5 separate regions of the Homo sapiens genome follow, and regions 1, 3, 4 and 5 are each linked to region 2. A link is a loop called in an ENCODE intact Hi-C map of the cell type or tissue named here. Cell type or tissue: chondrocyte. All regions are shown on one strand. Links, peaks and the distances in the headings refer to the core of each region. The heading gives the core; the rest is flanking DNA. Region 1 overlaps LINC02250 (long intergenic non-protein coding RNA 2250). Region 2 holds the start of LOC124903568 (a long non-coding RNA gene). Region 3 overlaps LINC02346 (long intergenic non-protein coding RNA 2346). Region 4 overlaps ATP10A (ATPase phospholipid transporting 10A (putative)). Region 5 overlaps LINC02346 (long intergenic non-protein coding RNA 2346).

Evidence for each region. Hi-C counts contacts between places; a loop is a spot of excess contacts. Peaks named below come from ENCODE experiments on the same cell type or tissue, not always from the same donor. Only the 100,000 strongest peaks of a DNase experiment are listed, where the experiment ranks them.
Region 1: a loop joins it to region 2, with 10 times the contacts of the local background. A loop is called at or near these places in 33 of 110 quality-filtered maps.
Region 3: it touches region 2 in a loop (4-fold over the local background); 7 of 110 quality-filtered maps call a loop at or near these places.
Region 4: a loop joins it to region 2, with 4 times the contacts of the local background. A loop is called at or near these places in 2 of 110 quality-filtered maps.
Region 5: it touches region 2 in a loop (4-fold over the local background); 5 of 110 quality-filtered maps call a loop at or near these places.

What each region holds. Positions count from the first base shown.
Region 1 is chr15:25,506,053-25,511,898 of GRCh38, reverse strand. It overlaps LINC02250 (long intergenic non-protein coding RNA 2250), which reads left to right. Exons shown (of 5, transcript NR_187215.1): 3 at 3,693-3,840. Among named protein-coding and RNA genes, the nearest start is that of LINC02250, 70 kb to the left of the region's middle. In chondrocyte, for the core only: a CTCF peak has its summit at 3,309 (motif pointing left); no DNase peak of the experiment used is centred there.
Region 2 is chr15:26,257,861-26,263,706 of GRCh38, reverse strand. It overlaps LOC124903568 (a long non-coding RNA gene), which reads right to left and starts at 2,035. Exons shown (of 2, transcript XR_007064787.1): 1 at 1,732-2,035. RefSeq lists an enhancer at 2,840-3,339. In chondrocyte, for the core only: CTCF peaks have their summits at 2,783 and 2,984 (motif pointing right); no DNase peak of the experiment used is centred there.
Region 3 is chr15:26,034,550-26,040,395 of GRCh38, reverse strand. All of the region lies in intron 2 of LINC02346 (long intergenic non-protein coding RNA 2346), which reads right to left. Among named protein-coding and RNA genes, the nearest start is that of TRE-TTC2-2, 45 kb to the left of the region's middle. In chondrocyte, for the core only: CTCF peaks have their summits at 2,626 and 2,827; no DNase peak of the experiment used is centred there.
Region 4 is chr15:25,690,861-25,696,706 of GRCh38, reverse strand. It overlaps ATP10A (ATPase phospholipid transporting 10A (putative)), which reads left to right. Exons shown (of 21, transcript NM_024490.4): 14 at 1,561-1,888; 15 at 4,916-4,992. Among named protein-coding and RNA genes, the nearest start is that of LINC02250, 110 kb to the right of the region's middle. RefSeq lists enhancers at 1-40, 1,027-1,527. In chondrocyte, for the core only: CTCF peaks have their summits at 2,446, 2,646 (motif pointing left), 4,191 and 4,391; a DNase peak (open chromatin) is centred at 1,706.
Region 5 is chr15:25,944,186-25,950,031 of GRCh38, reverse strand. The region is part of intron 1 of LINC02346 (long intergenic non-protein coding RNA 2346); the gene reads right to left. Among named protein-coding and RNA genes, the nearest start is that of LINC02346, 45 kb to the right of the region's middle. In chondrocyte, for the core only: a CTCF peak has its summit at 2,406 (motif pointing left); no DNase peak of the experiment used is centred there.

The DNA of each region.
Region 1 (5,846 bases), core at 436-5,435, 750 kb after region 2:
CTGTTTCCTAGTTCATAGATGGTCATCCTCACATGGTGGAAGGGGCAAGGGCGCTTTCTGGGGCCTGTTGAAAAAGGCACTAATCCCATTCATGAGGACCCTGCCCTCATAACCTAATCACTTCCCAAAAGCCCCACCTCCTAAAACCATCACATTAGGGTTAGGTTTCAATATATGAATTTGCAGGGTTGGGTGGGTGGGGAAGGGTGCACAAACATTCAGTCTATAGCACTCTGCCTCTACCTTTACATCACCTTCTCCTCTTCTGTATGTAGTTAAATGTCTGTTTCTTTCTTAAAGGGATACATGTGATTGCATTTAGGATCTACCAGATAATGCGGCATGATCTCCCCATCTCAAGATCCTTAACTTAATCACATCTATAAAGACCCTTTTTCCAAATCAAGTAGCATGTACAGGTTCCAGGGATTGGGATAGAAATGTCTTTGTCGGGGGAGGTGGTATTTTTCTACCTACCATATCTTCTACTTGGACCAAAATACAGGACCAAATGCATGCATGAAGTCATTCATGAATTCCACAAATATTTAAGGGCCTCTTCTATCCAGAAACTGCAAAAGCCCAACCCCTGAGTTTTGAAAAGAGCTTGATCATCTTAGCAGGGACTGAGCACAAGTGAACCTTTGCAAATTGGCCCCTTCCCACACACTTCCTAAAAGGAGGTAGCAACCATCTCTAGAGGGGCCAGGGAAGGGATATCTGACTGAGTAAGGCCACAGACAGGCTCCCCGACCCTTCCTGGCACAACAGAAGGTAGGGAAGCCAAGGAAGGCACAATAGCTCATCTGGGCTTTCCTGGGGCTGCTCACTCACTTCCAGTCTAGTGAGAGTTTATATACTCAGTCTGCTGTTAAAGGGTGCGGGTAATACCCTAGCCTCCCTTCACAGGGTTGCTGAACCTCACCTGCTCCATCCTGCAGTGCTGGCTGATGCCAAGGACTTTAGTCTAAAAGTCACAAGTATTCAGGGCTGACAGCCTCGTCCTGCTTTCATTTCATCTGAAAAATCATTACACAAGCTAGCACTTTTTTGTGAGAAAAAAATACATATATATATATATATATATATGTATATATAAATGCAAGCTCTGAAAGGGGTCTTTATTATCTGCCTAGCAACAGTTTGCTATAAATAAAATCACCCTGTTTTGCTATTTTATAATTAATAGCTCAACATTCTCACAACAACATTGGCCTTGCTGGCATCCTGGTTCCTTGTTTTCAATGAGCCTGAATGATTCTACAACCTTTCTCTGAATGTGAATTAGGTGCACAGGGTTTTAAACAAAAGAAATGTTGCCTCTTACCACACATTCACATGCAAAGTAATCAGAGCTGCAGCATTCATGCCCATGAATTTCTCATCTCTGGTCAAATATCTAATCTTCATTTTCATCAATTATGCCAAATTAATAGGATTTATTCTGGGATTGTGTTGTTTGCAGTCTGGTCCTATGACCCCAGGCCTCTCCTGACACCTGCCCAATGTGAAAAGCACATATTGGTGCTAAGATGTCTCATTACTAACGGTGTGCCCCCACTGGGCTTGACATGCATCAGAAGCACAATCTGAGAGGTAACTCTAAGAAGAATGCGTCATTTTTCCGATTCTATAGTTGAGCAAACTAAGGCACAGCTCTAGTTAGGAGTTTGTCAAGATCCCACAGTGAGTCAGCGGAAAATGAAGGAGAATGTGTTTTGGAAATGGCTCTGGCTGCTTTGAACTTCCAGCCACGTTTCCCTCCCTCCCTCATAGGATTCAAAAAGTGAACCTTATCAAGAACAAGACCTTCCACATTGGATAATAAGTTGCTTTCCCAGAGACTGGAAGGGGTGAGCAAGTATGATGGGCAGCTGATTGATGCACAGATGTTTGAGAGTCCCGAGTAATTATGGTGAAACCCTGGGATGGGTGGAGGGGTGCAGGCTGAAGGCTTCTGGTCACGAATTCCCATGATGTGAAGGCAGAGAGGATGCAAAGTCAGCAGAAACTTGCATGCTTAATAGTACACCACACCAGGGAGAGGTTTCTAGTTCTCTTCTTTCCTGGATATTACTTATTGATGTATGCAATTTAATAAAATGAGCTGGCTCCTTAAAACACAAACCTTGACGACTACACCCTGGCCCTTCTCTCTCCCCTCCCTATTGTCGTTTCCACTTCTAGGTCAGTGGCTCCTGAATAGCTTCCAGCCTTGCTAGATCATGCTGTGGCCCACATCAGTTTCAACCACATGGATCAGACTAAAAACATCTTTCTGTCCAAGCCAACCTTCCTCCCCAGGTCTTCCATTTCTCTCAGTGGCAGCACCATTGATACCCTACATGTTCATGAGAGTCACTCTCTCCTCCGTATATTTGCAGCATCCATATGTCCTGGAGTTTCTGGAAACAGCCCTGATTTCAAACCTTCTGTTTTAGTGTCTGACCATGTGTCAATGCTTGTATTTTGATTTTGGACTGAGAAGACAAGAAGACATAGTGACTGTACCTGTCAATAAGCTGGCATGGCGGTCTTGTCTTCCTTCCTTATGCCTCCCAATCTGATCTTATTTCTAGTTACCATTGCAGGAGTCGCTGTTCTCGCAGCTGGATTTTGTAATAACATTGTCCTCCTCCATTTTGCTCTTCATGACTCCAACAAATAGATCCTCCAAACATAATTGCTCTTTATTCTCTCAGCAAAAGTACCCCAAAACACATAAAGCAAAACAAACAAACAAAAAAAACCAAAAACCCACAGTACCTTTCCACTCTCAACCAGATGAATTCACCCTCATTATCTTGGGGCTTCCTTCCCTAAAGCCTTCCATCTGCTCCAGCCCCCACAGACCTTCATCTCCCTGAAACAATATGACACTCATTTTTAGTTTTAGTATTTAACTTCCAACATTGTAAGTTGCTTTATTATTTGTCATCTCTCAAAAGAGGTTTTAAGACCCTTAAAGAAGGACAGCTCTTTAGCTGTTTTTGGATACCTTTCATCATGGGAAGCTGGTTTCAGGCAAATAGTAAGTGTTCAACAATTATCTTTTAAAAGAGGTGTCATTGCATAGCTTAGTATGTGAAATGGGTATCTCTCATAAACCAGTTCCCTTTACATGTACAGCTATTTAAAGGGATAAACAATATCATTATTTTCCAGAACAAAAATGACCACATGATAAATAAGGCTTTATGAAAAAACATGGACAAGTGTGTGTTGCTTTAGAATAAAGGTGGGGGTGGGGGGAAGCTTTGGGGGCTGTTTGCATTTTATATGTAAACAGTGACATCTGCTGGTGAAGATGCACAGCATTTACATGGCATCTTGAAGTGGATTCAGGGTTCAGAAGCATGAATGTCATTGAGTCTTCATCATGGTCCTCTCAGAGACACCCAAAAGCCCCTTGTGAGACCCCAGGATCGGGTCATGTCCTCATACTTGATGATGATGGATGTGTTATTCTGGGAAATCATACAATTTATTTAAGACGAGCATCGATAATTAAAACAATTCTCCCTTTATCAGTTTCATTAGCCAGTTTTAACTTTTAATTGTCTTCCCTTATGATACATTTTCCCCTTGAAAGATTCCTGCCTGGTTTCCCTAGGGGAAGTGCTTAAAAGCATCAATCTCATCATAGTTCAGCAATCATGAGATAATTTTGTTCCCTAATTCTGTTTTTCTAGCATGTTTGTAAACAATGCCATCAGGAATAAAAGTGTTTGAAGCTGAAGCTGGGTCTTCCATCCAAATGTGGAAAGCGTGCCAGAGGACTGTCTTTCCCATTCCCGCCCCACCTGCACAGCCATAGACAAAGCTCAGCTCCGGGATAAGGTAAATGTCAAGAGCCACACAGCAGCATGCCTTCCCTTCAAGACAGAACAAAGGGTGGTTTTCTTGGCCAACCTACTGCACAGGAGGAAGCCAAGCAACACCATTGATTTAAGCCCCAAGGAAAACCTAAAATCTTTGGCCACTTCAGGTTGTAAATCTGGCATCAGATGTCAGAAACTTGTGTGAAAACAGAGACTACTAGGTTTTACTATGGCTTGAAAGGAATAACCCAAAGAAAAGCCTGACCCCAAAAAAGGACTGTCCCAGGCTCAGGGCCCCACAGCGACCACATGCCTGGGCAGGGAACTGCCGGGAAGGTAGCCCAGAATGGTCACATCTCACTCTGCAGCCCCCTCACCGGACAAGGACACCTCCTGTCAGGTTCCGAGTTCTAGTCATTCTTCCTTGTCTCTGAGAGCTGTCCATCTTTTCATACCATTTCTATTGCCACCCGTGGTTCAGCCTGAGGTGCCTCGGAGGACTCACTGGCCAGGCCCCATGGGCACTCTACACACATGATTGAGCAAGACCTCTAAATGAGACCACAAAGCAGGCCCATTTCCTTCAGGTGACTGACATGGGAACTCAGGCTGAGAGCAACTGACCAAGCAGACACAGCTAAAAAGATGGAGCCAGGATTCCAGCCAGGATCTGCCTGACTTTAAGTAATATGTGTTTCCCACTAAACCCATGTCATGGCTTTCCCCAGCTCTCGAAGCTTTGATGGCCCCACTGCCTACTGAATTCAGTCTTAGCTGCCAATCCAGGGGCCAAGCCCTCCGTGCCCTGCCCTGCCCTACTCTTCAGCCTTGCCCAGCTTTTCCCCTCCATGAACATCCTCAAGTCCCCCCCACACTCAAGACTCCCCAGGAGTGTCCCTTTGCTCATCTGCAATGTCCTTACTACCAGCCCATCTGCCCTTTCCAAGTCCTGCTCACTCATCAATACTTCTGTGACCCCCTGCCGTGAGAACACATTCTCTGCTAAACCCCTGCTCTTCCAGCGCACTTTCCTCAGAGTTATGTACAGAGAGGGTCTCCCCCTGCTAGACTGAGCCACCTCGGAGGAAGAGCCTGTGCCTGGATTTTCACATCTTTGTATGTCCTTCCATCCTTAGCAAAGGCACCTGGAATGTAATCAAAATCACCAAATATGTGTTGGATAGATGAATAGGTGGATGGATTATAAATAAATAAAGTATTTATCTAGGTTGTTACCTCTCAGGATGCAAGGAAATATATTTGATTTATAGACATACAGAAGAAGCGACTACATATAGTATAACAAAGCAATGTTGTGTTTGGAATAACAGCAACTGATTAATAAGTATCTATTATGTTACACTGATGTCGTATCTCTACCATTAGACTAACAAGTCTTTATGTTTCACGAGGGCAGGAATAATGTCTACAGCTGCAGCTGCCAGATCAAGCTGGAGTCCCTCCCTGATCTGATGCCATAAAGTAGGAGCTCTCAGTCACCATAGGAGGAAATCACTACCTCAGGCTGCTCACTAGAACCTCTGGGAAGAAACAGAGCTCCCCACCATAAGTCACGGCTTTGGGGTCAGAGTCTCTGGATCCAAGCCTGGTTCTGCTACTTGAGCCTCTCTTGAGTCTCAATTTCCTCCCTGAATATAGGGATGATAATCCCTGTCCCATGAGTTGCACTGGGGAATAAATGTGATCATCTATACAGTGCACTCAACAGCGGGCATGACCTGTGGGAAGGGTCCCATTAGTGTCCACATTGCCAGTTATGCAGTGAATATCATTCATGTCTCAGCTTATGTATCAACCAACAGCAATGCAGAGTTATCCCTCCTGTAGTTAGTTGAAAGTAGCTGGTGCTGACTATACTTCTAAGTTCTTACCAGTTGTCACTAGACCTTGTCAAAATGGGAAAAGACAGACTTCTGATAAACTCACTGTCAACTTATAGGCAATTTTAATAGAAAAAAACATAATTCACTGCAGTTTTTAAAAAAATCTACAATGAGGTATGAG
Region 2 (5,846 bases), core at 627-5,626:
GTCATATTGAAATATTCATTTCAAAAGCTATCCTTAATTTAAGGCCTAGTGCCATTTTGATACCATTTTATACATCATTCTTAGAAAATACATTTCTGTATGACCTACATATGTATCTATATTGATATATTCATTATATTTTACATATGCACACACATACACACACACATATATATGTGCTTATCCAAGCATTGGATGTGCTTATCTTTGACAAAATCAATAATTCCTATTTGTTTACATGTCAAGCTTGGGGAATTATGAAGCACTGGAGCTTATACTTGGAACTCAACTTGTGTAGAACTAAGTTCTGCATATTCAGCTTTCTAAAGCCCTCATTTGGCACCTCCACCTCCTTTCAGGTCTCCACCCCCTTTCTAATGTTGTAACTTGTGCATTGATCTCCATCTGTCTTCATCTGAGAGACCTGCAGATATACGAGGGCTAGAGGAAAGGAGTCATCAATATCAGCTGTGGGTCAACATCTCCATCATCAACTTAAAACTGATTGGATGAATACATCAGGATAAGGCAGCGAGTTCTAGACACACCACAGACAGAAAAAGGTTGACCCAAGTCTTCTTGTATGAAGGGTTCTGCTCCTAAGTGTAAACCATGCCCTGGAGGACGTCAGGGCCAGCTGGTACCATCCACCTCTCCCTCCCACCAGACACTGCCCCTCCATCCTGCTGTGGGAGTCTGCAGAGGGACTCCCAAAGTGACAGTGCTTCAGCAGCCTCAAGCAGCAGGACCCTGAATTACAGCTTAGAGAAGACAGCCTTAGGGAGAACACTTCGGGCCCCATCAACGACGCCCTTGGGGAATCTGTGGGTGATTCCTCCACAGGCCCTGACCCGAAGGCTTCTGTGCTGACTTCCTTTCCTATACACATACGTCAACTTTCAACCTATTCCACACCCACTGCTTTTAAGAATAGACAACTAATGGAAGGTGAATTCCCATTGCAATCCATACGTGTATTGAATTTTCATGATTCAAATACACACTTTATCTTTGCAATTTCTCTTATTTCTCTACAATAATGTCATTAGTCCTAAAAACTACTAATGATACAATGCCTATAAATGAACTTAAAATTCAGAGTATAATTATGACTAGAAAGCAAACAATATAGAACACGATTGCAAGAATATTTCCAGCCCAGTGTAAGAGTTATTTTGATGTGCTGTTTCATTTTATTACATTAGCTATTTCCCTACTATCGAGCCTTTGTCTTTTCCCAACAATTGATGCTGAACCTTAATCCCACTGAAGTAAATGGAATAGTGTCCCCGCAAGTTCATGTTTTCCCAGAACCTCAAAATGTGACTTTATTGGAATAGAGCCTTGCAGATGTAATTATTTAAGATGTATTTATCTCAAGATGAAATCATCTTGGATTTAGAGTACATTCTAAATCCTGTGGTGTCTTTGTAAAAGGATACGGAGGTTTGAGAGACACACAGAGAAGGCTGTGTGAACACAGTAACAGAGACAGAGGTAAGAATGCCACGTCGACAGCCAGGGGTGTCCAAGGACTGCCAGCAGCCAGCGGATGCCAGCAAAGAGGCATGGAACTGATTGTCCTGCAGAGCCTCCAGAAGGAGCCAACCCTGACACCACCTTGATTTTGGACTTACGACCTCCTGAACTGTGAGAGAATAAATATGTGTTGTTTGAAGCCATCCAGTTGGTTATAATGTGTACAGCAGCCACAGGAAATTATGCACTTACCTTTCGGAATCAGTGTCATCAGACAGGCAGGGTGCTGGCATGCGGGTCCTGTCTGCCTTGCTGCACTGACTGCTAGGTGCCCCTCCCGCCACCCTTTGAGTGGCACGCTGACACTCAAAAATTCCCAGAGATGCCCTTTGAGATCGTCAAAGTTCAGATACTGGAAAGAGACAGACAGTTCTACAAGTGGCTGTAAACTGTTCATTCTTGTCTAGGACTTCCACTCTCCATAACCATCCTTCCGCTCCTCTGCTTAGCTGTGGGTCATGCTGAACCTAGAGGAGCTAGCACCAGCCCCAGAGTTCTCAGATTCCCCAGAGCCTGACTGATGTTTTCATCTCTGCACAGGCCCACTGTGTCTGCACCTCCCTCCTCGTGTGACATCTCACACCACCGTCCCCGCCAGCTCGGCATTCCTCTCATAGCCTGGATCTGTTATACTCATGGGTCATAGCAAAGCTCTCTTCTCAGATCTCCAAATTTGGCTCTGGACACATGAAGGCCAGGATTTTGCCATTATGGCCTCTGAAAAGGGTGATTGAAACTAAAAATTGAGCAATGGATTTTTTGTTTCTATAGGTGGTATCTGCCCTCTCTTAGAAGTGATAAATGCTGTTGATATGGTGGGTGGGAGGCTGCAGGGTGACCTGCTTTACTGTAAATTGAAAATACACTAGCTAATCATTTTTCAAGACATTATCTAACTACACAGCCTTCCATCATTCACTGATTCTGTTTTCAAGTAACTACTGTGTACCAGACCCTAGAGGTGATGGGAGCATTCTTGACTTCAGGAACCTCATGGTAAACAAATGTCATGAGCATGGCAATAGTGATTACAATGCACGGTAACAAGGTCTTCACAGGTATATGCACTGGCTCTGCTACAAGCTTTTTGGGGAGCAAAAGTCCTCCAGCTTTCTGCAGCCCCGCTGCCAGCCTGTCCCCATCACTTTTATAGCGCGAGCTTTTATAACCAGGGGTAGTATATAACAATTTAACCAGGGACATGAGCACGAGTATCCACAAAGCGATGACCAGTCAGCGTGGAAACGGCCGTAAACAACCCATGCTCGCCCTGCCCCACCCTGGCTGTTTTCTCACTTGGACTATTTGGAGACCTCTTTAGCAGTCATTGCAGGGCGGGGGTGGGGGTGCTGGTCATTACTCCCTGAAACCCCTCTTTCTCCGTAGGAGGTGAAGGACAGCGATGCTCTGCCCAACACAAGGCCTGTTGCGCTTCGTGACCTCCAGGGGGAGCCCAAGGCTCTTCCCCAGAGAAGAACTGCACTTGAAGACAGCTCTGGTGTTCAGGAGGAGGGGGTCCTCCTGGCCTTCTTATGGGAAGTTGCGTGTTTCAGGGAAGACAAATAGAGGCTCTCTCTGTGCCCACCACGTTTGGCAGCCAAGGAGGCCCCTTCTCTTTGGACCATTTCCCTTCCTGCAGCAGTTGGTCTCTGAGGCCACTGCCCTTGCTGCCCGTGGTGGAACGCATGCTCTCAGGCAGCTTTTCTGGACCTCACTTCTGCTGCTCCTGGGAAGTGCCCTCTCATAGGGTTGCCAGATAAAATATGGGATGCCCAATTGAATCTGAATTCAAGATAAGTAGCAATAACGCTTTGGTATCAGTGGGTCCCAGATGTTGCATGGGCGATACCACCTCTGGGTGCCTACACAGTGGGGCTGGGCCCCCCCATTGACTTCGCCCAACACTTGGGATCCTGCCTGGCGCTGGGAGCCAGAGCTTGTCTAGATGCACTGTCTATCATGACCAAGTCAGTACTAGGATGTTTCTGGACCCCAGCTTGGTCCTGGTGAAGCTCCATGATGACAACCTGCCTTCTGCTAACCACTCTGCTCACTTTGCAATCTCTAATCCGTTTTGTGGATCCAGTCTCAAGCCACGCCACTGGGCCTGAGGGAAAGAGTGGAGTGGTGGTCTCAAGATGAACACACAACAGACCCGAGACTTAGTTCCATCTTGTGAAAGCCTGTTCTAGAGGGGTTGAGAAATAGAGTTGTCGTGGTTGTTTTTAATGCCTGGAATGCATCAGGTTTAATTTAAAGATCAAAAATACAGTTATATTTTACATTCTTAAATCCTGAAGAAAAATGTGCTCTACCCAATTGCTTTCAGCTATGACTGCAAGTGGTGACATTCTGCTGGTGGCATTCAGAGTTCTATCTTTGAATGCCATGGTAATCACTTGCTTCCCTTCAAGTCTGTCGTGTCTGGCATGAAATTTAAGAATTTAAAATACCAGATCAGCAGGCTCACACCCAACAGACATGGCACATCTAAATATGCAGTTAATGACTACCCAAGGGGGCTATTTCAATGTAAAAAGTGAGGCAAGTAGTGACTGACAGTAAGACAAAAACAAAAACAAATTAAAAATCTAAACTAGATAAACTAGAAATAAGTACTTTAACAGAATGGTACTAGTGTTCAAGGTTATAGATCAGAAATTTGATCACCATTGTTCTACTCTTTGCTTCTAGGATATCAACTTTAAGAATTTTTTTTTTTTTAGATTCTACATATAAGTGAGATCCTGCAGTATTTGTCTTTCTGTGACTGGGAAGGGGGATGGGGAGGACAGAGAGAGGTTGACAAATGGATACAAAGTTACAGTTAGGAGGAAGAAGTTCTGGTATCTTATTGCATAGTTGGATGAGAATGATTAACAGTAAGATACCATAGATTACAAAATAGCTGAAGAGAGACTTTTGAATGTTCCCACCACCAAGAAATGACAAATGCAGGCCGGGCGCCGTGGCTCACGCCTGTAATCCCAGCACTTTGGGAGGCCAAGGTGGGTGGATCACGAGGTCAGGAGATCGAGACCATCCTGGCTAACACGGTGAAACCTCGTCTCTACTAAAAACACAAAAATTAGCTGGGTGTGGTGGCACATGCCTGTAATCCCAGCTACTCAGCAGGCTGAGGCAGGAGAATCGTTTGAACCAGGGAGTCAGAGGTTTCAGTGAGCTGAGATCACGCCACAGCACTCCAGCCTGGTGACGGAGTGAGACTCTGTCTCAAAAAAAAAAAAAAAAAAAAAAAAAGGACAAATGCATGAAGCGATGGACATGCTAAATACTCTGATTTAATCCTTATACAACGTATATATGTATTGGAACATCAAATTAGAGCCCATAAATATGTACAATAACAATGTATCAATTAAACAATTAATCAATTAATTAAGAAACAAATTTGAGATTCCCCTACTTATGATGTGCACAGGTTGGATAAATTCAGCTCTCTCTGGCTTGCTCAGGGAAGATGCCCAACCAGATCAAGAATCTTCAGGCAGCCCTCAGCTCCAAGGATGTGAAGCATCGGGCAAGCTCTGGGAGAAGGAGTTCTGCTGCCTTGATTGTTTTGCACCATCCCCAGTATGCACATGGCACAGAGTAGATGCTCAATTAGTGTTTGTTGAATTAATCCATTGACTTAAATTTAAAAGTGGAAGGCTGGGCATGGTGGCTCACGCCTGTACTCCCAGCACTTTGTGAGGCCGAGATGGGCGGATCATGAGGTCAGGAGATCGAGACCATCCTGGCTAACATGGTGAAACCCCATCTCTACTAAAAATACCAAAAATTAGCCAGGCGTGGTGGTGGGCGCCTGTAGTCCCAGCTACTCAGGAGGCTGAGGCAGGAGAATGGCATGAACCCAGGAGGCGGAGCTTGCAGTGAGCCGAGATCATACCACTGCACTCCAGCCTGGGTGACAGAGTGAGACTCCATCTCAAAAAAAAAAAAAAAGTGGAAGATTATACACACAAACACACACACACACATATATATATGGAAAAATCTTCCCCCCAGTGTTGATTACAAAATCAACTCTAATAAATAGGTGAATTTGGCATCTCTCCTTTCTGCAACTTCCTTCTATCCATTGACTTCATGCATATTGAGTAAAATATAATAATATGCCTCTAATGTAGACATGGCCAGAAATCCGTTCTGGAAAATTGCTGGTACTTTCAACATTTTGCACAATCATTATGAGCTTGAGAATCAGGGTACACCTGCATTCTAACGATGTTCCAACCCTCACTCATAGCTAAATGTACAAATATTAAGTCATTCTCTAATTTGGA
Region 3 (5,846 bases), core at 257-5,256, 220 kb after region 2:
ATATACACAATGGAGTACTATTCAGCCATAAAAAATGAGATCCTGTCATTTGCAAAAACATGGATGGAAATGGGGGTCATTATGTTAAGTGAAATAAGCCAGACACAGAAAGACAAACATCACATGTTCTCACTTATTTGTGGGATCTAAACATCAAAACAATTGAATTCATGGGCATAGAGAATAGAAGGATGTTTACCAGAGTCTGGGAAGGGGAGTGAGGGTTGGTGGGGAGGTAGGGATGGTTAATGGGTACAAAAAATAGAAAGTATAAATAATGTCTAGTATTTGACAGCACAACAGGGTGACTGCAGTCATTAATAATTTAATTGTTCATTTTGAAATAACTATAAGAGTATATAATTGGATTGTTTGCAACACAAGAGATAAATGCTTGAGGAGATAGACACACCATTTCTCATGATGTGATTATTATGCATTGCATGCCTGTATCAGAATATTTCATGTACCCCATAAATATTCACCTACTATGTGCCCACAAAAATTAAAAATTAAAAAAAATTTATAATTTTTTTTTTAAAAAGCAAAATAAAGGCTTTCTTTGAACAGGCATGTTCCCCCTGCAAGGAGACTCCTGCAGAAGGAGGGAAACTGACCTCATCATTACCACAATTAACCTGCTGCCATCCCTGTACTGGCTTCCCATTAAGACGCTCTCATGAAGCTCACACACCCTGTGAGATGAAAAGGTGTTGCTCACAGGCGAGGAAAGCAAGATGTGGAGAAGTTTTAATAACTTTCTGGCCAGGCACAGTGGCTCACACCTGTAATCCCAGCACTTTGGGAAGCTGAGGCAGGCGGATCACTTGAGACCAGGAGTTCGAGATCAGCCCAGGCAACATGGGGAAACCCTGTATCTACTAAAAATACAAAAATTAGCTGGGTGTGGAAGCAACACACCTGTATTCCCAGCTACTCTGGAGGCTGAAACCTGGGAGGCGGAGGTTGCAGTGAGCTGAGATTGAGCCACCGCACTCCAGCCTGGACTACAGAGCGAAAATTCGTTTTAAAAAAAAAACAAAAAAAACCCCACCTTCATATAAGACCCTTTAGGAGTTTTACAGGAGACAGTGGAATAAACAAGGGGCAGAATGACAGAGGTCAGGGCACATCCCAGCCGCAGCCCAGGGACCGAAGGGAAAAGTAGTTGAAAATGTGATACTAGCTATTGAAAATGCTTTAAATCTGCTTCATTAATTGTAAGGCATACAGAGATTTATTTGTTTCAATGCAGCATAAAAATACCATGTTTCTCCTAAAGATGTCCAAGGAATCAGGATCCCTCCTAACCCTGACTCAAGTCTAGGGGAGCTGGGTTTTAAGCGGCCGACTGCCTCAGCCTTGTGGGCCTGGCAGGAGGATTCTTCCTCACCACAGGCCTCCTGTCCGCAAATCCTGCTCTCTGGGTCTGTTTGCAAATGCCTCTCCGCTGCAGATGCCTCTTCCTTCTTCCCATGTGAGGCCAGGCACATCCCCTCTCCCTGGCAGGCAGATGGCAGAGGTGGGAAGTGAGTGCAGGAAGCCTGATTGCAGTTGGTTACAGGGGCGGGAAAGTGGCCCAGCAAAGCCTGAGGGAGGCCTTTTGATTCCAAAGATAGGGCAGCAACTGCCTCTTCCATGAGCTCATCATTGCTCTTCTTGCACACGTGTGTTTTGAAGAGAGAGGGAAAGAGGTGTGAACCACAAACACAGGGCGACTAAGATGCACCTTATGGTTCCAGGCATGTGCTTGAGGTGCGTGTAACTTTGTCTCTTGGTTCAGCTTCCTGTATTATTTTTCCAGCTCTTGTTGAAAGTCCATAAAGTTAAGTTCTGTTGATCCAGAAGTATAAATGACTAAAAAGAAATATAACAGATCTGATGGCAAAGAAGGAAGGGATTTCTCTGAAATGGGCAGTTTGGGCCAGGGATGGCGGCTTATGTCTGCAATCCCAGCACTTTGGGAGGCCAAAGCAGGAGGATAGCATAAGGCTTGGAGTGGGCAACACAGCAAGACCACATCTCTACAAAAACAATTAACCAGGCGAAGTGGCGCACACCTGTAGTCCCAGCTATGTGGGAGGCTGAGGCAGGAGAATCACTTGAACCCAGGAGATGGAGGTTGCAGTGAGCCAAGATCACGCCACTGCACTCCAGAGTGGGTGACAGAGCAAGACTTTGACTCAAAATAAATAAATAAATAAATTTAAAATAAAAATAGGCAGTCTGGTTTCTGAACAATATGGCCACATTGCCTCATAATGTTCTAACTTGCTTTTATTATGAAAATTGTGTGTATTTCTGAAGGATATTTGATGCTCTCTTTTGTAAATATTTTTTGGAAGCATTTTACATATGTTTATTTAATTTTATAAGGGTACAGACACATACTTAGTATTTCTTATTAAGTATATAATATGTGTCCATAACACCTTGGTATTTCTGAATAATTTAGAGAAAATAGACTTTCCCCCTTGAAAAGAATTTCTGCTTATAAAAATAGAGTTGCATTCAATTATTTTTATCAACATTAGTAATAATATTGGTTACTCATTCAAGTGGTGTGAATGTTTCAAATCAATTTCAGTCTGACCAATGTTTGCTTACAAAGCAGCCACAAGAACACCCTTGTTAACAGTAACTCAGAAAAGAAACTGACCAGCTCAGAGAAAGAAGCTGCTTAATCACTGCTCAGTCACAGACGCATTTAAGAAGTTCTGTCTATTCTGTGGTCAATATTGAGCAGGATTCCTGAATTGTAGCAATAAAGAAAAAACTCATTTTCCAAATAAATGTGTAATGTCCTAGAAACTGGAATTCTACACCCCCCTGCTGGATTTTCTGGTTTATGAGATTATTTTTAACAACATGGAAGAAAAACTGAGACATTGTATGGATTGGAAAGGCTGTCAGTTGTTCTAATAGGGTCATCTGCTCTCCAACTCAGGCTGCCACAAATGAGTATGAGGATTTATCATGGAACTAGCATTTGGAAGGCAATAGAATGAAACATGCAATTTAAAGCATTTTTGCCCTGAGACTAGGCACTAACATGATTTTTAGGAAGTGACTATTTTCTCCCAAAACATGACTTGTCCTTCCATTTTTTTAAGTGGTGGCTTTGCATAAGCAGAAATTTTTAATTGTGATCATGTTCAATTTATCATCTATTTAAATGGTTAATGCATTTTGTGTCATGTCTTAGAAATCTTTCCCAAGCATATGCAGATATTTTATATTTTCCTTAAGACTTTATAGTTTTATCTTTATTTATAAACATAATGCATCTTATATCACATATATATGTATATGTGTGTGTGTATATATATATATATATATATACACACATACACACACATCCAAATGTTCTAGCATCATTTATAGAAAAGAAGCTCTTTTCCTCATTGAATTGCTTTCATAGCTTTGTTGCAAATCAATTGGCCATTTATGTGTGGATCTATTTATGGGCTCTCTGTCTTGTTCCATGGATATATATGTCTACTGTTATGTAAATACTGCTTGGGTTTCTAATCCATCATGACAAATCATGCATGGATGTTAAACATTTGCTAAAATGTTGGCTTTTCTGTCCTAACCGTCATCCTGTTGCAAGTTTGCTCTTCATTTCACTTTGTCCCCAGGGATAAAAGCATTCCTGGGTCTGTTTTCACCTGGAAAAATCGTATACCTTTCTAGAAATTAATTAGCTTAGATTTCTTTATGTCCTCAGCTCTCTGGTGTGCTTAAAACAACCACCACCACCATGATACTACAACTTATCAGAGTTTTTCCTCTGCGACAGCGTGAAGGCAATGTTTCCTGCAATTTTCCACCTCTGGACTGAAGGCAGAAGTCCATGCAGGAAATTATATTTGAGAGGTGCAATTCCCGTAAGTAGTCAGGCTGCTCCAGATGGTGGTAGAGGGAAGCAAATAGAGCTTGGTGGTGGTGCATTCTGAGCATTAGGTTTTTCCAGATAACCCAAAGAATATGCTCTTATTTCATCTCCCTCTGGAAGCACAATGGTAGACACGCGCTTACTAGACATTGGAAATCAGCCTGGGAGCAATTTTTCTCATCTACAGTTGACCTTTGAGCAACATGGTTTTGGACTGAGAGAGTCCATTCATACTTAATAAGTCCTTCCTGCCTCCCTTTCTACCTCCTCCACCTTTCGCCTCTGCCACCCTTGAGGCAGCAAGGCCAAGCCCTCATCTTCTTCCTCCTCAGCCTACTCAATGTGAAGATCATGAGGATGAAAACTTCTATGAAGATCCACTTCCATGTAATGAATAGGAAATACATTTTCTCTTATGATTTTCTTAATAACATTTTCTCTTACTTTATTGTAAGAATTTAGTACATAATACATATAACATATAAAAGATGTGGTAATCAACTGTTTATGTGATTGATAAGGCTTTCTGTCAACATTAGGCTATCAGTGGTTAGTTTTTTGGAGTGTCAAAAGTTTCCTGTGGATTTCTGACTATTATGGGTTCGGCACCTTTAACCCATGCATTGTTCAAGGGTCAACTATACAATATTGGGCCAGAATTCAAAGCACATTAAATGGAACTAAGAGCAATCTGCATTTTCTAATTAGAAAGCAATATTCTCATTTGCATTTACAGAAAGACAAAGCAATGCAAAGCAAAAGCCAGATAGCATCATAGTCTTCTCCATGCTGTGCCCCTCCCAAGAGCGGGGGCACAGGCACATCGGGAGTCCCACTTCACCAGACACATACAGAGAAAGTTCCAGATGGCATGAAAACAAGAGAAAAGGAGCCTTGCTCCTCGAATGGCCACATGGAACCAAGAGCTTCTTTAGTCAGCCCTCCGTGTCTGGAGGTTCCATATCTGTGAATTCAACTAACCTTGGATTGAAAATATTAAACAAAAATGCACCTGTACTAAACATATACAAGATCTTTTTCTTGTCATTATTCCCTAAACAATACAGCATAACAACTATTTACATGGCATTTACTTTGCATTAGGTGGTATATATAATCTATAGATGATTTAAAGTATACGGGGAGGGGGCGTACCTTGGTTATATGCAAACGCTACTTCATTTTGTACCACGGAATTGAGCATCCCTGGATTTTGGTATTTGAGGGAGGTCCTCGGACTAATCCTCCAAAGATACTTAGTGACAACTGTTTATATTTCCTGGTTTCTACGTGAGAAAAAAACAGACTTCTTTGTACTTAAGGTATGAAATGTTATTCTCTTTCTTGCAGCCACTTAGCCTTGCCCCTGACTAATGCCATAGTTCGCCCAGTGGTTTGAAGCCTATTTCTGTAATGATCTACTGCAGAGATGGGGACCAGGAAAATAGACAACCACGGAGCTCTGTACAGATCATCATATTAACTCCTACAACTCATCGTATTAATTCCTCAAAGGGCACTTAATTAGAAGTCCTAGGTGATGACACCTGGGAGCACCTTTGCTTGTTTTGAAAACAGATGGAAAGTGATAAGGGTATAGAAAGGAGAGAAATGATGAACAAGGGAAGCAAGTGGGAATAGCAAATATAATTGTACAGAGAGTTCGAGGAGTTAGGAATGGGGCAGGGGCGTAGGCCAGGCGTGGTGACTCACGCCTGTAATCCCAGCACTTTGGGAGGCTGAGGCGGGCGGACTGCTTGAGCTCTGGAGTTCAAGAACAGCCTCGGCAATATGGTGAAACCTCATCTCTACTAAAAATACAAAACACTAGCCAGGTGTGGTGGTGGGCGCCTGTAATCCCAGCTACTCAAGAGGCTGAGGTGGGAGAATCGATTGAGCCCAGGAGGCAGAGGTTGCAGTGAGCCAAGATGACTCTGTCTCAAAAAAT
Region 4 (5,846 bases), core at 615-5,614, 570 kb after region 2:
ATTGCCTTGGAGCCCACGTCCAGGTTCCCTGGTGCCTTGGGCTAAGCCAGGGGCTACCAGAGTGACAGTGACATACCCACCACCCATTCAGTGTCCTTAGCACACTTGTCTCCTCTCCCGGTCCATCGGCTGCTACTCCCTCTCAGAGCTCTGCAGTAATGAGCCTATGCGTCCTGCCCAAGTGCCGCCTGAAGTCAGTGGGAGCAACGGGATGAAGGAGGAGTCTCCACTGCTGTGGGAGTCCAGGGAGCTCATGGAGTTCCTGTGATGGCATCCTGCATTCTCCTCAAGGCCTTCCCCAGTTACTGCCATATCCCACCCCATGCCCTGGAAGCAAAGCTCTCCCTCTCCTATCCATCTCCACACTTTCGCACATCCTGGTTGGTGATTTGCTGCAGCCATGAGTGTGTGTGCATCAGCTGTCTGTTCCCCCTACGGCAGTAACTGTGTCTTTTCAGTCTTCTTTTCTCTAGTCTGGCTTCATTTTCTGAATACAAAGGATCCTCAGTAAGCGTGTGTTGAACACAGCTGGATTTCCGTGGTGTGTTGCAGGGCACTGGTCACTGACCCAGCAGACTCACGGTCTGCGGAGGATCAGGAGCTGCCCAGGCTCCCCGGAGCGTGTTTGTTCCTGGAGACGGTGGTCCCTCCTGTGCCTCCAGCTCCTGCCCCTGATCCCTAGTGCTGCTACCACCGTAGGTTTTCCTCCTTTCTCTGGAATCCAGATCAAGTTTTGCCTATTAAAAGCCTCCGTAATTGTGCTTTTTTTTTTTTCTTTTCCTGGCAGAATTGGAGAACTTAGGGAGGATACTGAAAATTGCATTTCTTTAGGGGCTAATCATAACAAAGCCTTTTGCAGAGCTTTGTGTCCTGCAGTTAGTCCTTGGGGGGTTAGGTAAGGGCCTCTGAGAACTATCAAGAAGTACATGGAGGGCCTTCAGTCTAACTATCCAGCAATTTCACAATAATACAGTATGGCCTCCCAAAGTGAAGATGGTCCATTCCAACCTCTGCACTGTATCATGGGTGATCAAGTAAGATCTTAGAGAAACCTAGACCAGTTCAGTCTCTTTTTTTTGAGACAGAGTCTCGCTCTGTCGCCTAGGCTGGAGTGCAGTGGCATGATCTTGGCTCACTGCAAGCTCCGCCTCCCAGGTTCATGCCATTCTCCTGCCTCAGCCTCCCGAGTAGCTGGGACTACAGGCACCCACCACCACGCCTGGCTAATTTTTTTGTATTTTTAGTAGAGACGGGGTTTCACCGTGTTAGCCAGGATGGTCTTGATCTCCTGACCTCGTGATCCACCCGCCTCGGCCTCCCAAAGTGCTGGGATTACAGGAGTGAGCCACCCACGGTGCCTGGCCACCAATTCAGTCTCTTCTCTGGGGAAAGTCATCCTCTCCGGCTGAACTTCACAGTTTCTGGAGGGTGGCCTCTGGGCAGGCGGGTACTGCAGCCTGGAGCCCGGAAGGATGTCAGCTCCAGAGGTGTTGAGCCAGGGCGGGGATGTTTGTGGCATGACTCTGAGGGAACTGCGCTGTCCTCTCATGTCCCTTTCAGGAGGCGTGTGCAGCCCTGCTAGACCAGTGCCTATGCTACGTGCAGTCCAGAGGCCTCCAGAGAGCCCCTGAGAAGACCAAGGGCAAAGTGAGCATGAGGTTCTCCTCTCTCTGCCCACCCTCCACGTCCACTGCCTCTGGCCGCAGACCCAGCCTCGTGATCGATGGGAGAAGCCTGGCCTACGCTCTCGAGAAAAACCTGGAGGACAAATTCCTCTTCCTTGCCAAGCAGTGCCGCTCCGTCCTCTGCTGTCGGTCGACGCCTCTGCAGAAGAGCATGGTGGTGAAGCTGGTGCGGAGCAAGCTCAAGGCCATGACCCTGGCCATAGGCAAGTATCCCAGCTGGCCAGACGGCCTCCTCCCAGCTGGACCCAAACTTCCTCTACCCTTCCATGCTACACCACGAGATGGGAAAACACTTCCTCACCTTTCTTTCTGTGTGTAAAATCACACCCAGTGTGATAGAGCAGGCAACATGTTCCGAAGGTAAAGTTTACATTGGAAAGCCACAAAAGAGAGTAGCAGAGTTACAGGTTCATGCTGCAAGGTCAGTAATCCGGTGCTGCTTTACGGCAACAAGATGGAGCTTACCCTGTTTCTCAGGAGACAGCACACAAGAGACCTGCCTGTCCCAGTCTGTCCTGGCCACAGCAGAGGGCACTACACACTCAGCCTTAGCCCAGGCCAACTTAGAAGGTCCTTTGCAGCTGCTTCTGGTCACCATGAGCCTCCGGGTGTCCAAGGCTTTGTAACGCCCTAAGGGCCCAGAGGCTTGGTGACCAGAATTCCCACTGCCTCCTGTCAGCTGTGCTGATGGTTCTGGGACAGGCTTCTGAGTAAATAAGTCCATCATCAGATACGCATCACTGCTCAGTTTTACACCAGTTATTTAAGGACTGTGTTTCTCATGGTGGTTTTTCCTGGCAGACACTGTTGGCCTGGAGAGCCCTGTCTGCTCCTCTCCAGGGAGGGGATGGTGGCCACTCGCCTCCTTCCAGGACATCCTCTCTGCCCACTTCTAGTGCAGGCAGAGTCTCTAGCACAGGTTCAGGGGCTCAGCAGCACCACCTCCTGGTGAGGGCCAGGAAGGAAGCAGTGGCCGTGACCCCCACATGCCAACAATTGGGCCTCCCTGTAAATAGAATCTACTCCTAGGTGAGAACTGGATCAGAAATCAAGTACCCTCGCCAATCAATCAGCCAGTGTTGGCAGTATTTTCTGCAAAAGGTCTGTGACAGCCCCTGCTTGTTGACATGGAGATTGCTGCCTGTTCACAGTGGGCACCTCACCTGGCCAGAGGAGACCGCTGTTGAGCCTGGGTTACAGTGGCAGTGAGGAGAGCGAGCACTGGCCTGAACACGGTCGTCATGGGGACCCTGCCCTACACACCCTGAGGCCAGTAACCGCTAAGGAGAGTGGGCACAGGGCACGTGTTCAGGAGGCCCGGGGAACCTAACAGCCATGGCCTGTCCTGAGGCCATCTTTGCCTTCATGTGCCTGGGGTGGCCCTCAGGTTTCCCTGAGGAGCTGGAAACGGTCTTCAGGCTGACCTGCACCACCCCTGTCCCAGCCTCCTCCTCTGAGCGTCAGCGTCCTTCCCTGGGAGCACGAGGACAACGTCAGCCCTGAAAGGCCACAGTACACAGTAAGACGTGAATGATGTTTCCCTGGCCTGGCCAGTGCCTGCCTCAGCCGCGTAGCCACTGGTGTCTGGTATTCCTGAAGAAGTGGAAGGAAATCCTTGGCAGATTAAAAAGAAAAGGAAACACAGAATGGAATCTCAAAAGAAAACGGGAAAGTAATGACCCATAAGAACATCAGCACATGGCTGGGCACGTGGTTCACACCAGTCATCTCAACAGTTTGGGAGGCCAAGGCAGGAAGATCACTTGAGCCCGGGAGTTTGAGACCAGCCTGGGCAACATAGTGAGTCCCCATCTCTACAAAAAATAAAAAAAATTAGCTGTGTGTGGTGGCACACACCTGCAGTCTCAGCTACTTGAGAGGCTGAGGTGGGAGGCTCACCTGAGCCCAGGAGGTCAAGGCTGCAGTGAACCGTGATCACACCACTACACTCCAGCCTAGGCAATAGAGTGAGAGACCCTGTCTCAAAAAAAGAAAAAAAAAACTGCTGGGGCAACATGGTGGGCGAAACCCCATCTGTACTAAAAATGCAAAACCTGGCTGGGTGTGGTGGCATGTACCTGTAGTCCTACCTACTCAGGAGGCTGAAGTGGGAGGATCACTTGAGCCCAGGAGGTTGAGGCTGCAGTGAGCCATGATCATGCCACTGCACTCCCACCTAGCCTGGGTGACAGAGTGAGACCCTGTCTCAAAAGAAAAAGAAAGAAAGAAAGAATGCGTTAAAGCATCAATGTGACCTACTCCTAGTGCCCAGTGGTTTATAATGTAGAGAGCATCGTTGCATACCATATCTCATGTTTTACCGTATCTCATTTTAAATGGGACATTCTGGGGAAAGCTGTACAGATTTTTATTGCTTCAGAGAATTCCAATTTGATATATATTAACTGATCAGTTAATATTGGTCTCAACATTATAAAGAACAGGAAAATCACAGGGAAGAGACATCCTGTAGTCACACTACAAGTCATTCTAACTTTGTGTATCTGCACCTTTTCTCATTTGTGCAACTTGGGATGTATGCCCTGATTTGGGCTCTTCTGCTGCCCAGTTCCAAGAATGGTGACCGTCACGGAGTGATAACAACTTTATGACTCTGCTGTCCTTTCCCCGAAGGTGTCCAGATATCTGACCATGCTCTGTGTTCCTAAACATTTTCTATCAACAAATTGACAGAATGAAGAGAAGTTCTCCTTTATTGCACCCCTAGAGGGCCCCAAAGTGAGCACAATGGCTAATACTGTGGCAATCCATATGCAAAAAAAAGAGCTCCACAACGTGCTGGGCTGAATTTAACCTCCTTCCCTTAGTTTAGAAACTGCCCGGGAAGTGTGGCTGGGAGTAGCCTTGGCTGCTTGGCTGGAGTGGCTCAGTAACTAATGATGATGAAGATGATGATAGCATCTTTCCTTGTGCCAGACAGCAGGATGAGGGTTTTACTGGTGTAAGAGCGGCACTGCAGAGCAGGCGCCATGTACCAGGTGGCTCAGCTCCAGCCCGCTTTCCGAAACATCTCCTGGTGTCGCTAGCTTATTCTGAATGCTTAACTCTATTCTCCCAGGGTGGATGCTCTACTCCTTTTTCCCCCATCTTCCCCAGGACGCTTTCACAGGACTGAGTTCAGCGGGGACTCCCAAGAAAATCTAGCACATTGATTTGATTCTGTGCTGTTTCTAGAATCAAACAATTCTTCTTGCCTGTGCTGTTTCTAGGTGATGGAGCCAATGATGTCAGCATGATCCAGGTGGCAGATGTGGGTGTGGGAATCTCCGGCCAGGAGGGTATGCAGGTAAAGACCAATCAGGCTATTCTGTGTGACCAATTGGCCCTACTGACCTCTTGTCCTGTCACCCTGTGGGCTGTCCCCGACTTCCTCTGGGCTCTACTGAACGAGGCTAAAGGGTTTGCCCTTAATATAGCTGATGCTCAATACAGCTGCTAAGCCACTAGTGGAAGGTAAGGAGGAATGCCATTCTTCCTGTTTATGAAGCAGTGTGCAATAAGCATGTCTTCCCATGTCACAAGTCTATTTTTGTGAAATAAGTGGTTCAGAGAGAGGCAAGGTGAGTCATCGCCTTCTGTCTGGCTTTCGATGGCTCGGTCCCAGCAGGCACTTTTTACTGTCCGTGAACACGGAGCAATACCATTTGAAAAAATGCCTTTGATGTAGGTGGAGCCTGGCGTCACTGTACAGGTGGAATGTAGCCATCCTCACTCACATGGAAGTTCACCTCTGCATCTTTCCTCTGCCACTGTGTTCACTCTCGGTCTGGGAGTCAGACATTGAACAAATGACTTAACTAAAAATGTGCTGCTTTTGGATTTAGTATTACAACAGTTTCCAACATTTGATTAAGTATGAATCACAACATTTTTGGGTTGGTGGAGATTTTAGGGAACAATTTATCCGAAGTTCTAAAAACCAGGATGTTGATACCACTTACTCGCTGGTTGATTCATTTGCTGACTCAGTGGTTCGATCAGTAATGATCTGTTGGGCATGTGCTACATGTCAGGCCTGTGCAGAGCTCATTAATAGTTTTAGCTGATGTTCCACCCTCAGATGGAGGGTCCCAAGCTAGATGCACAGTAGTTCCGTCACGGCTGGTCCTTGACACTTGCCTTACTCCCCCCGCCGTCATC
Region 5 (5,846 bases), core at 228-5,227, 310 kb after region 2:
CTCAAAACAACAGAAATTTATATTTTCTCACAGGTTTGGATTCCAGAAGTCCAAAATTAGTATCACTGGCCTGAAATCTAAGTATCAGCAGAGCCAATGCTCTCAGAGGCTGAGGGGAAAATCCATCCTCTGACTTCCTCAGCTTCTGATGGCTGCTGGCATTCATTGTCTTGCAGCTCCACCACTCCAGGCTCTGCCTTCTTGGTCACAGGGCCTCCTCCTCTTCTGTCTGAAGTTAAATCTCCTTTATCTCCCTCTTATAAGGATATATGTGCCAGGATTTAATGCCCACGGAGACAATCCAGGATAATCTCTCCTCAAGATCTTTAACTTAATCATACCTGAAAATATGCTTTTTCCAAATGAGGTAATATCTACAGGTTCTAGGAATTAGGACTTAATTATTAGCTCCCACTTATAAGTGAGAACATGCAGTATTTGGTTTTCTGTCTCTGTGTTAGTTTGCTTAGGATCATGACCTCCAACTGCATCCATGTTGCTGAAAAGGACATCATTTAGTTCCTTTTTATGGCTGTATAGTATTCCATTGTGTATATGTGCCACATTTTCTTAAAAAGAGATTTATTATGGGGTCCTGGCTTACATGATTATGAAGGCAAAGAAGCTGCCATCTGGAAGCTGGAAGACTCAGGAAAACTGGTGATTTAATTCTGTCCAAGTCAGAAGGCCTGAGAACCAGGAGAGCTGATGGTGTACATCCCAGTCCCAGGGGAGGAGAAGATAAGATGGGATGTCCCAGCACACCCAAAGAGGTAGAAAGAAAGGGGGCAAATTCCCCCTTCCTCCTTTTGTTCTACTCAAGCCCTCACCAAGTTGGATGATGCCCATCTCCATGGGGCCATCTATGTTACTGAATTCACTGACTCAAAAGCTAATGTCATCTGGAAACACTCACAAACACACCCAGAAACTATGTTTAATCTGAGCACCCTGTGGCCTAGTCAAGTTGGCATATAAAATTAACCTTCACAGTGTAATCCCAGGACTTTGGACAGCCGAGAATGGCGGATCGCTTGAGCTTGGGAGTTTCAGACTGGCCTGGGCAACTTGGTGAAACCTGGTCTGTTTCTTTTCATTTATTTATTTATTTTTGAGACAGAGTTTCACTGTTGTCGCCCAGGCTGGATCTCTTGTTGCAGTGGCACGATCTCAGCTCGCCACAACCTCTGCCTCCCGGGTTTAAGTGATCCTCGTGCCTCAGCCTCCCAAGTGGCTGGGATTCCAGGCGTGAGCCACCATGCCCGGCTAATTTTGTATTTTTATTTTATTTTTTTTTGGTGGAGATGGGGTTTCTCTATACTGTTTGGGCTGGTCTCCGTGCTCCGCCTGCCTCAGCCTCCCAAAGTGCTGGGATTGCAGGCGTGAGCCAACACTCCCAGTCAAGACCCGGAATGGAAAAACAAAACGAAAACCACAAAGATTAACCAGGCATAGTGGGCCGCACGGGTATCCCAGATACTCTGAAGGCTGATGTAGGAGGATTGCTTGAGCCCGAGGGCCCGGGGGTCAAGGTGGCAGTGAGCTGTGATGGCGCTGCTGCACTCCATACTGGGCGACAGAGCGGGACTCTGTCTCAGGAAAAGGGAAAGAAAAAAAAAGAAAGTAAATAAAATTGCTAAATCAAGGAACAGCTTGACAGTAATTATTGACAGAAATAGGGGCAAAAGTTAGCAGACACCAGTGTTCACTTAGTGGGAACTGCAGGTGTCCCCAGACAGGAGGCTGCTACTTCTCCAAAAGAAATCTATTATTGACTACCAATAAAAAAATACACTGTAGATTTGTTATGATACACAAATGGCTAAACTTTATATAGCCACGACAGTATTCTAGCACTGCTCTAAGCCTTTTCCTGCTCTGGAATAGCTACTATTGTTACCTCCATTGTACAGAAAACAGATGCCAGAGGGAGGACCATGGAAACTATGAAATTGACTTGTAAGTTTTGGACCTAAAGGTTCTTCCTGCTCTACTCCTTACATCGCCACATTTTAGTTAACATATCTCTTAAAATACTGGTCCTTTCTATATTTAGAGGGACTCCTCTTGCAATTTGAAGTGTTTTTTTGCACTAAGCATTTGGTCATAAGATCATCTGTGATTCATGTCAGTTTAAGTACCTCTTTAGACATTGTTCAGTTAGGAATGTAAATAGGAGCTAGCATTGTGTGTAAAAGGAAAGAACAGCTGCTTACAACCATTTTTGTTTCATAATACAAATGTAAATCAATATGTTATTGGAAATGCAGGCTGGGAGGGGAGGGGAAAAATGCAGAGAGAAAAGCCCCATCTCTGCTTGGAGTTCAGCACTGGGTCTCTTTTCCCTTCCACCTTCCTTGTCAAGGCTGCCACAGTGACAGAAGCACACAGGGCTGCCTTTTAGTGACACCTGCTGGGACAGACCTGGCAGAAGGGATTGCACATTTGCATGTTTCCTGGCTGCCTCTGTTAGCCCCTGAGTCAGCAGCCCACTCCAATTCATGCTGAGCTTGGACAGCTCGGGTTTGAAAAATTCCCCCTTCCCTTGGAGCAACCGCTTTCCAGCCTCCTCATCATTCCAAAAGGAGAATGACCTACATGCCAGCATGACAGAGATCTGGAAATTTATAGAAGCTCCATTGTGAGCCTAAATCCTTAACAGGGGCTCAAACTGCCAACACCGAATGAACAGAGAGGTTTTGCAATAAAGCAGGAAGTCATTAAAATAATGAATCACCCGGCTGGGTTTTGAGCTCCTTTCCCACTAATTTAATGGAAAGATTTATTGTCTTTACAATGTATACTTTCAGAAATTTTGCATAAATTTATTATTTACATTTTAACATAAGTAACTCCTTTGTGTTTTATCACTGAGCAAATTCTATGTAGCAAACCAATGCTATATTTTGGCAAACTCACATTATAGCTTAGAAAATACTAAAGACCCATTGTAAACTGAGGGCAGCATTAAGCAAATTATACTTACCTTTGTGACTACAAAACTTAATGATTCAATGCTTTTCCTGTGAAATTTGTCTTTCAATGCTGATAGTCTTTTAATAAAAAATGTCAATTAAATATTTTCATATTTTCTCTTAATGCAAATATACAGAAAATAAATTTTATCTTAAAAGGTAGTGTTTCTCATGGGAGAAGAAATAAATTTTTTAGTTGCTTTCTCAACCAAGTATGTGAAAGGAAGTTGTTTCCCTTTATATTTTAATAATTAATTTAGTCAAGGCCATATTTGGAGCAAGACTGTTTCACTTTCGCAGTAGTAGAATTTTCAGTGTTTTATGTCTCCATTCATAGCCCATGACACGAGGTTTACTAGCTCCCCATTTTTGCTACGCTAAACAGGGATGCGTTTCCAGGAAGAGGAGTGCTGGGCACCAGGCAGGACTCTGGCGGCCCCACATGGCACTGGTCTCAGGATACACGGGCTGGAGGAAGCATCCGACCCGGCACTTCCTGTCCTGAGCCTGTTGTCTGATCCTCTGTAGGTTCTGCTTCCTTCCTGTCTTGGAGGGCTTGGGCAGGAGGGCGGCAGCCCTCCTAGAAGGGGCGCTCCTATGTGGAGGGGACGCTCTGCGCGGTCCGGGCCGTGGGGTGTGGGTTCTGTGTCCTGGCCTGAGCCTCTCCCAGGAAGCGACAGCATGGAGCCGGGGATCTGGTGAGGAGGTGAGGAGCGGAGATTGTTAGCCGCCTCCCTTTAAGGGCAGACACTAAAAAGAAAAGACGTTTGTGCAGAAAGGCCCCGCCCATGGCCTCCTGCCCACCTGGAGCTTGGAAACTCCCAGGGAAAGGCCCTGGAACAAATGCAGGCAAATGTGAGGATGCTCAGGCTCAGCTCTGCAAGGAGAGAACGAGCTTTCGGGTCACCATGGAGGAGTGGGCCTCACTGGTCAAGCCTTCCCCACTCTCAGCCTCAGTTTCCCCGCAGAGTGGGAAGGCCAAAGAGACTGTCAGCAAAGGGCCTGTGCAGGAGCCACAGTCGTGGTCAATACATAGTTGCCAGGTGCCAAGCGTTGCCTGAAACCAGACTCAACTATGCAAGAAATAGCAAGCCAGCAGACCCGGCTGCAGGATCTACAGGGCCTGTGCAAAGTGGAAACGCAGAGACACTTTGCGAAAGTCATTGTGAAATTTAAGACACCAACAGGAGAGGATTGAACACAGCAGGAACCCTCTGAGGGCTGAGCTCTGTGCAGCAGCACAGGTGGGACACTCATGACAGAGCCTGCCATCCTTTAATTTTTCTCTAAGTATTTTCCACAAAATGAATAGACGTCCCAATCTCTACTGACAGGAAGGAGGTTCAGTCTCTGATTTTGAGAACTGCCCTGCCCTCCGCCCACTGCTCACACAGGGCTATGCCAGGCCAGGTGTCCCATCACGTGGGACAAGCCTGCAGGATCCCTGGGCCTGGCCTCCAGCTCCTTCAGGCCCATTCCCTCTCAGGCCCTCCCACCACCTTGGGGATATAGAAACTGCAGGCCACAGCTGCTCCTGGGACCGACCAGCATCTCCCCTCACCTGTGCAGAAGCCTGTAGCTCCTGCCTGGAAATTTCAGAGCTGGCTTTCTCTCCACCTGACATGAGCTGAAAGGCCCATATAGCAGAATCATTCCCAAACAGCAAACTACACCCCCTCCCCAACCTTCACATTCTCTCCCAAGTTGAGGAACCCGCTTAGGAACAGCAAAGAAAGGGAAGAAAAAGCAAACACAGGAGTTTGCCTATAAAAACCGCCTGAAACCGAGCTTGCAGTGAGCCGAGATCGCACCACTGCACTCCAGGCTGAGCGACAGAGCGAGACTCCGTCTCAAAAAAAAAAAAAAAAAAAAAAAAACCGTCTGAAAGTCCTGAACCCAGGAGGCGGAGCTTGCAGTGAGCCAAGATGGCTCCACCGCACTCCAGCCTGGGCGACAGAGCAAGACTCCGTCTCAAAAAAAAAAAAAAAAACCGCCTGAAAGTTTACCTCCTGCCCCACCGTGATTGAGAGCAGACCCTTAACTCTCCCAGGACAACTGCTCTGGTTGTGTTGACTTCACATTCTGGCATCTGAGGCCGCTCGGAAGGCGTGGGACACAGACCACCACAGCGCAATGAGGACTGAATGGGGTCCATGGTCTTGAGAAATAAACACCCTCAGGAAAAAAAAAAAAACTCAGAAGGAAGGTCCTCTCAGATGAGAAGGGGTAAAAGTCCTTCTCCCTCCACATGGATCCACATCCCAGAGACTCTAGCCTGGCTTGGGAAAGCTCCCACAAGAGAGGCCAGCCCACACAGGTTATCTCATTTTTGTTCTTAGCTCTTGAGAGATGACAACCTGCTAACAGTCCTCGCTTGCTCTGGGCGTCTGCTCGGCCTCCTGGCCACGCTGGAGGAGCCCTTCAGCCCACAGCTGCGCTTTGGGGGCCCCTCTCTGGGGCTGGCGGAGGCCCGAGTGGGCTCCCTCTGCTGGCGGGGAGGTGTGGAGGGCGAGGGAAGGGCAGGAGATCCGGGCAGCGCTGGCTGGCCAGCGCAGGTTCAGGGTGGGTCCCGGCGTGGTGGGTCCCGGCTCACTGGGCCCCGCACTCCGTGCCACTGGCTGCTGCTGGGCTTCATCAGAGGCAGGGTCCTCTGTGTGGACTGCCTTTCCCTCTTGGAGGGGTCATTGGCTACGATAGCGGGTTTCCCTCTCTTTGTTGCTTCCTCTCTTTTCCTCTGCTTCCTCTGGGCTGCTGGAGTGCCCAGGCTAGGTACGGCAACGTTGGGCAGCGAGTACCAGTGAGAGATGAAGCCTGGCTTCTGGGATGGGTGGGGACTTGGAAAACTTTTCTGGCTAGCTAAAAGATTGTAAA